Regions from separate parts of the Homo sapiens genome. Here region 2 is linked to region 1. A link is an interaction called in ENCODE POLR2A ChIA-PET data of the cell type or tissue named here. Cell type or tissue: GM12878. All regions are shown on one strand. Region 1 overlaps MPRIP (myosin phosphatase Rho interacting protein). Region 2 overlaps NT5M (5',3'-nucleotidase, mitochondrial).

The links. ChIA-PET counts read pairs that join two places held together with the same protein. Peaks named below come from ENCODE experiments on the same cell type or tissue, not always from the same donor. Only the 100,000 strongest peaks of a DNase experiment are listed, where the experiment ranks them.
Region 2: POLR2A ChIA-PET joins it to region 1 with 5 read pairs; 3 of 35 experiments call an interaction of 5 or more read pairs at or near these places.

What each region holds. Positions count from the first base shown.
Region 1 is chr17:17,184,240-17,188,239 of GRCh38, reverse strand. MPRIP (myosin phosphatase Rho interacting protein) reads right to left here. Exons shown (of 24, transcript NM_001364716.4): 24 at 1-3,417. The coding sequence ends at 3,346. Among named protein-coding and RNA genes, the nearest start is that of PLD6, 20 kb to the left of the region's middle. RefSeq lists enhancers at 1,852-1,921, 1,952-2,151, 2,939-3,439. In GM12878, no CTCF peak of the experiment used is centred here; a DNase peak (open chromatin) is centred at 1,966.
Region 2 is chr17:17,329,421-17,333,420 of GRCh38, reverse strand. All of the region lies in intron 3 of NT5M (5',3'-nucleotidase, mitochondrial), which reads right to left. Among named protein-coding and RNA genes, the nearest start is that of NT5M, 28 kb to the right of the region's middle. In GM12878, no CTCF peak of the experiment used is centred here; no DNase peak of the experiment used is centred here.

The DNA of each region.
Region 1 (4,000 bases):
GCACAGGCTTCCAGCTCAGAGGGCAGCGCACTGTCTCCACCCCTGCCCAATGATCCACTCAGACCCGGGAGGCTGTGGACAGCGCGTCCTCTGAAATGCTGGTCTCCACACCTGCCTGGGGCTGGGGCACCATGGGTGGATAAAGAAACTGACCAGCAGAAAGTGACTATTCTGCACGTGCAGGCGTGCACACAAGGTAATTACCCACAAGCCTGCAGAAACTCACACGAGCACAACTGCCTCGCTTTCCCATTCATATGTGTGGCACAGCTTACTGGCTGGTGCTAGCATACTACACATAAATACATTTATAGGAAAATAATTAAAATGCTGAAGTCTATCTATTTGAACTTCTTCCTCATCGGTAAAGCTGGGAAAGCTCACTACTGTGTAGCTGGTGCCAAGGAGCAGCCTGAGACCCCGCCTGCAGCTGTCCCTAAGACTTTCCTCTCCCCATACAGAAACCAGTTCTACTTCTTCACTGTTCTTCTTTCTTCCCTCTGGAATTCAGGGGTTAAATCCCTTCCAGGGTATTTGGATGCCTGCAGGAAGGAAACTGGAGAGAGGGCCCAGCCCTGTGCAGCACAAGGCTCCCTGCTCAGTGTGGCACCAGTTGGGCAGCCGTCAACATCTGTGCCAGTGTTGCCACCTGGGCAAGTCTCTGTTCCTGGGGCATGTCCAGGTGCAACATGAAGAACATCGTCATCCTTTCTCGCCTGGTTCACTCCATCGCAGGATGGAGCCCACCAGCAGGGAACCCAGACTTCCTTGACCCAGATGGTGGCTGTCCCTGTATGAGGGCTCTTCAGAAACGCCAGGACAGGCCCAGGGCATTTTCAGGAGCTCTTAGCAAAGCAGCCTCAGTCCGTTTCCTGGCAATACCCTACACTAAACCAGCCTCTGGGGAGAGACCTGTGGCAGGGAGGAATGCAGACGCCCTGCTGGCCTGTCTCTGACCCCTCACATGCTGCACTCATATTAATTTTCCAGGATTCCTGAAGTCCAGCCTCAAGGGATATGTGACAGAAAAAAGGGAATCAAATGCTCTTTTGTCCTATGGGCAAACTTGCTTTAATTTAAAGCACTGTGAGGGCTGAAGGCAGATGATCCTGTCTCCAAGCATGGACTCTGGCCAGAACCCCCTGGAGGGCAGAAGGCAGGGAGCTGTCTGCAGAAGGGCCAGTGGGGTCCACCCCCAGGGGCAGCAGGGATGGTCACGAAGGAAACCATGCCAGGAAGGGCAGGTGGTGGACCTCAGAGAACGGCACAAAATCGTAGCACCCAGACACGAGGCAAAAACTCCTATCTGGTCAGATCCTGATGCACTCCAGGTCCCTGTCTGTCCTGGAGCATTCGTGTGACCCAGCAGTGTCCTGGAGACAACAATGAGGCTGTGGGGGACAGCGGGGTCCCGAATGTTCCTTCTGTATATTCCCATTGACACAGAAAGGTCATAGTGCATTTCTCAAAGCACTGCCAATCTAAATGGTCAGGGGGGGTCTGATAAGTATATCTATATCTGATATGGGGCCTTGCTTTGTCACCCAGGCTGGAGTGCAGTGACACGATCATGACTGATTGCAGCCTCGACCTCCCGGGCTCAAGCAATCCTACTACCTCAGCCTCCTGAGTAGCTGGGACTACAGCTACGCAACTGTGCCACCTCAGAGAAGTAGATTTTTAAACAAACCCAATTTTCTCTTGCTGTTAACAACACTGAAGACTAGTAGCAGAGGAGTGAAAGTGTGGGTTAAGAGCCTTAAAAACTTGTGGAAAGGGCTCGATGCCAGTGGAGAGCACTTAGTTATTTCAGTGAGAAGAGAGCACCTAAACCTGGGTCTGAAAACACATGAAAACTCCAGGCCTTGCTCCCGGCCCTTCTGCACATTGGGGGCGGGGCCAGAGCTCCACTGATGGCCTTGCTCATGACTTCATCTAGAAACTGAGCAACAGGATTTCTAGATTTCAACGCCCAAAGCATCCACCCACCCACAGAGACCATCACACCAACACAAGCATGAATACAAAGTGAAAGCATGTTCTTGGCATGAAAACCATCTACTCACACCCCACCTTGCTCCTAAAGTAGCAGAACCTGTTCCACCAGCCAGGGGTTTATACTCCCTATCTTAATGGGATTAATGGTTTTCATGGGGCCATAATAGACTCCAATTTAAGAGATTTTCAAGAATTGCCATAGAATGTTTTGTGGTGGTTAAAAAGGTCTTCCTCAAACTGTTAGAAAAAGCAAAATTGTTAGTATAGGTTTACTTTAACCAGGCTCTTTTAAAGATAAATGCTGCAAGATAGGTTTTCAGAGCTCAGATTAATTAAATGAGAGTTAAGATCGGAGTCTCAATAAACACTAATGTGCTGTTCTCATCAGATTCTGACATCCTCTGTACTTTCTTCTTGACTTAACAGGGGTCTCCTCTCAACCTTTTCCAAAGCAATGTGACGGTTTCTTTTCCAAAAGGTAAAAAAAAAACCCAAACCCCCAAACCTTCCCCCATTTTGAATGATTCCTGGGGGGAATTCATTTGTTTTTTGCAATCAGAGTCTGAAACCTGGGCTGCAGGTCAACAATCTCGAGCAGTTATGAAAAGACCAGGGTTACTGGAGACCAAGAAAGGAACGAGCGGAGGAAGGAAGGAAGGAAGGAAGGAGAGGGGCCGGGGATTTTGTGCAAGATTTAATAAAAAACAAACAAAAATAGGAATGGTTGCTTTCAACATTTTCCAGGTTGTGAAAGGTTTGCCACGACTCTCAGGGGTGTGGTTCTAAGCTGCATCAGTGGAACAAATACAAAATGCTGTCCTCCTCCTGGGCTGGAAGGCAGTGCACTTTCTCCTCTTAACAGCCAGACTAGCGGGTGAGGAGTCAGTGCTGTGACCCAGGCCAAGCTGGAGTGTCCGCATAGCTTTTTCTCTGACCAGTGGGGATTCCATCTACCTTGAGGCGTGCTGGCTGGGCCCCGTTTCCACACCAGCACATGGTGAGACAGGGTAGCTTATCAACAGGCTGCTGGGCCTTAATACTGACAGTGAGTGTGGCGGGTCACAGCCAGGAAAGGACTAACACAGATGCCCTCCCAGCCCCCACTGCTGGCCTAATTTTAGAATACCACGGAAAAAAGCTTTGATGAAGACAACAGGAAGTCAACACAGCAGAGAGTGGTGTGGACAACCCAGAAGCCAGCCTCACGCATTCCATGCCCACAGTTAACGATGACAACAACAGCAATAATAATAATAATAATAAAACAAAGGTACAGGTGAAAAGCAGCGCTTGGGGTGTGCTGCTGCAAGCTGGGGAAGGCGCGTGCTCAACTTGGATGGGACACACCTAGTCTTTCTTCAAGTCCCTGGATTCAAAGAGCTTCAACCGTTCTTGCACCGTCAGGCCTTCCTTCAGACTCTGGGTAGAGACAGAGCAGGAGGAGAAAATAAACACACCGTTAGACCCCCTGCACTGGACCGGACCGGACCAGACCGGACCGCTGGTGGAGCCGGCATCAGTCAGAGAGCCGGGTGCAGGTGCGGTTAGTGGGCATGCCAGGAGGAGAGTCCCCGGGAAATGCTGTTATTGGAGGATGTTTTCCCCTTCACAAAATTACTTGGATGAAAAAGGAAAAAAAAATCAGAGAGACAAGACCATGTGTTTAAGCAGCTAAATTCTGAGCTTAGGGCTCTTTAGAGAAGCAGTGATCAAACGAATCCAGCCAGGGAAAACAGTGCAATGAGCAAGGAGACTGCCCATCCCCGTGTCTTGTCTTGTGAATGGATTTGTCCACATCCAGCTCCAGAGATTCTTCACCTGACAGCCTCAGCTGAGGAGGACCAGATGCTCCAGGGAATCCCCAGCAGGATGGGTGTCCCGGGACAGGGCCTCGCTCCTACAGTGCCTCCGCAGCACCTGCTGCCCTCAGACCCATTTCTGGCATTCCCTCATCAGAGGCCTGTGAGTGTTATGGGGATGTGGGAACACGCCAACGTATCTA
Region 2 (4,000 bases), 150 kb before region 1:
AAGGTGGGAGGATCACTTCAGCCCAGGGGGTCACAGCTGCAGTGAGGCGGGATCATGCCACTGTACTTCAGCTGGAGTGACAGCAAAACTCTGTCTCTCAAAAAAGAAAAAAAAGAAAAAGAAAATTAAAATACAAATCACAGACTGGGATAAAATATTTGTAAAACACATTATCTGATAAAGAACTTGTTTCTAGCATATCTAAAGAACTCTCACAACTCACAAACAACTCAATGAGAAACGAGGCAAAAGACTTGAACATTTCGTTACAGAAAATATACAAAGGGTTACTTGCTTAAAAACATGTCCAATGTCATTAATCAAGGAAATGCAAATCAAAACAACAATGAGACACCACTCCCTGCCTATGAGAACAGCCAAAATCCAGAGCCCTGACAATACCAAATGCTGACAAGGATAGGGAGCAAGAGGGACTCTCATTCACTGTGGATTTTTTTTAAGAGACTTTATTTTTTAGAGCAGGTTTAGGTTTACAGCAAAATTGAGCAGAGGTACAGAGTTCCCATATACCCTCCACTCCCACACAACGCACAGCCTCCCCGATTACCAATACCACAGAACGCAGGATACCGGGAGTGAACCCTGATGTAAACTATGGGCTCTGAGTGACCATGGTGCACTGACGTAGGTTCAACAGCTATAATAATGTGCACACTGGTGGGGGCATTGTGCCTTTAGCTCAGATTTGCCTGACAAGGGTCTGTTAGGTTTATCAGCAGCTGTTTGGAAGGAGAAGGGCTGCTCATCACCTGATTACCATTTTGGTTCCTGAAAGCTCTGGGGAGAAAATAGTTCAGCCCAGATGAATGTAAAGGTATCCAAGCATAAAGCGGTGCTGTCGTTCTAAACCAGAATCAGGAAAAATGCCTGCCATGGAACCTAAAACTACATGTAGCTAAAGAATTGCTGGCAGGACTCCCAGGGGAGGCGCTCTCTCCAAGACCTAGGAGTGCAGGCAGGAAGTCCATGAACCACCTCGAGAGCAAAGAGTTCAGTGATTACCAAGAAGACACAGAAGTAAAGGGGGATGCTGGCAGAGGACAGTGCTGGAAAAGATCAGAGGGGCAGATGGCTGGCAGCTCTCGACCCCACCTCCCTGCCCTTCCTGCTCCGCGTGGCTCACAGGCCCATGACCAAATGGACACATCAGAAATAAGAGATCTATGAGCTAGACACAGTCCCTAGCAGGCAAAATGTTGGAAGGGACAGAGTCCTGCTCCACTCAGATGAGCAGATCCCAAGACAGGTCTTAAATCAAGGAGGGTGGGGTATGCAGGTGTGGAGTTGGGTGAATGACACTGCTAGAAAAATAATACCATAGGCCGGATGCGGTGGCTCACACCTGTAATCCTAGCACTTTGGGAGGCCGAGGCGGGTGGATCATGAGGTCGGGAAATCAAGACCATCCTGGCCAACACACTGAAACCCTGCCTCTACTAAAAATACAAAAAATTAGCCAGGCATGGTGGTGGGCGCCTGTAGTCCCAGCTACTTGGGAGGCCAAGGCAGGAGAATGGTGTGAACCCAGGAGGCGGAGCTTGCAGTGAGCAGAGATCGCGCAACTGCACTCCAGCTTAGGTGACACAGCGAGACTCCATCTCAAAAAAAAAAAGAAAAGAAAAAGAAAAAGAATACCATAAAACTGGAGGTTTTCAAAATGAATGGCTTGATCTAGGACACTTTAAAGGTATTATGACCAGGCACGATGGTCTGGGAGTTAGAGGCTGCAGTGAGCTATGATCGTTCCACTAGAATCCACCTGGGCAACAGAACGAGACTCTGTCTTTAAAAAAAAAATTACATAAATAAATAAAGGGATCATGCACTTTTGTCTACAATCCCTATTACAATGATGAAATGGCCAGATCTAACTAGAAGGAGTGAGTTAGCTTTGGAATTATTAGCCATCTGAACAGCCAATTTTATTTTATTTTTTGGAAATGTAATTCACATATCATAAAATTTACCAATTTAAAGTGTACAATTCAATGGTCTTTAGTGTATCAACAATGTTATGCAACCACTACCACTATCTAAATTCCAGAATGTTTCCATCACCCCTAAAAGAAACCCCATGCCAATTAGCATGAACAATTTTTAAAATAAACACGGTATGGGCCAGAAACACGCCAAGAAAGACACCATGAGCCCCACTGAGATGGCAGGGGTGACACTGGGGTTCAGGAGCTCCAGGGGAAGCTCCTGAATGCTGGCAGTGTGGCCGTGCCATCCCCAAAAGAACCTAGGGTTTCTTTACATGCCAAGAGAAAGTGCCAAGTCTTTTAGCCTAAGTCCTACAGGGAGTAACTGGAAAACGTACTGGAGCAACTGGAAATTTAATGTAAAATATGCAAAGAAGGCCGGGTCCAGTGGCTCACGCCTGTAATCCTAGCACTTTGGGAGGCTGAGGCAGGCGATTGCCTGAGCTCAGGAGTTCAAGACTAGCCTGGGCAACACGATGAAACCCCATCTCTACTAAAATACAAAAAATTAGACAGGTGTGGTAGCATGTGCCTGTAGTCCCAGCTACTCGGGAGGCTGAGGCAGGAGAATGGCGTGAACCCGGGAGGCTGAGCTTTCAGTGAGCTGAGATCACACCACTGCATTCCAGCCTGGGTGACAAAGTGAGACTCCGTCTCAAAAAAAAAAAAAAAAAAGAAAGAAAGAAAGAAAGCAAAGAAATGTAATTCATTATCTTAAGTTAAAAAAAAAATGGTCTATGTTGGCCAGGCGCGGTGGCTCACACCTGTAATCCCAGCACTTTGCGGGGCTGAGGCAGATGGATCACCTGAGGTCAGGAGTTCGAGACCAGCCTGGCCAATGTGGTGAAACCTTGTCTCTACAAAAAATACAAAAATTAGCCGGGCATGGTGGCAGATGCCTGTAATCCCAGCTAGTCAGGAGGTTGAGGCAGGGGAATCACTTAAACCCAGGAGGCAGACGTTGCAGTGAGCTGAGATCACGCCATTGCATTCCAGCCTGGGCAACAACAGCAAAACTCTGTCAAAAAAAAAAAAAAAGTCTACGTTTTTACGTTTTTATTTCAGGTTAGAGGAAGAGGCTCAATTAAGGAGTGGGTTTTTTTTTTGTTTTTTTTTTTTTGAGACGGAGTCTGACTGTCACTCAGGCTGGAGTGCAGTGGCACCATCTCGGCTCACTGCAACCTCTGTCTCACGGGTTCACGCCATTCTCCTGCCTCAGCCTCCCAAGTAGCTGGGACTACAGGCGCCCGCCACAACGCTCGGCTAATTTTTTGTATTTTTAGTAGAGACGGGGTTTCACCGTGTTAGCCAAGATGGTCTCAATCTCCTGACCTCATGATCTGCCCACCTCGGCCTCCCAAAGTGCTGGGATTACAGGCGTGAGCCACCACGCCCAGCCAGGAGTAGGTTTTTGTTTTGTTTTGTTTTGTTTGTTTTTGTTTTTTTGAGACAGGGAATTACTCTGTCACTAAGGCTGTAATGCAGTGGCATGATCATAGCTCACTGCAGCCTTGACCTCCCAGGCTCAAGCAATCCTCCCACCTCAGCTTCCCAAGATGCTGCAACTACAGGCACACATCAGCACGCCTGGCTAATTTTTTTTTAGTACAGATGGGGTCTCATCATGTTGCCCAGGCAGGTCTCAAACTCCTGGGTTCAAGTGATCCTCCTGCCTCAGCCTCCCAAAGTGGTGGGATTACAAGCATGAGCCACTGTACCCGGCCTGAAGTGGGAATTTTTGACATTTATTCTAAAAATCAACGTCGAATCAGGCAGACATGTCATCTGGAAACCAGACTTCAAATCAGAAGAGCACATTCCCCTTCGCACCCAAGCCCCTCCCTTAATTTGGCTTGTGATTACTCCCCTTGTTGAACTGGAAAATCTCAGAGTAAAATGCCATGCCTGTGCATGAAGAACCTGACACGGATTTTCAAATCTCTCTAGGGGGTGAAAAGGTACAGGTCATGCTGCTTAAGTTTCAAGTCAAGGAGTCC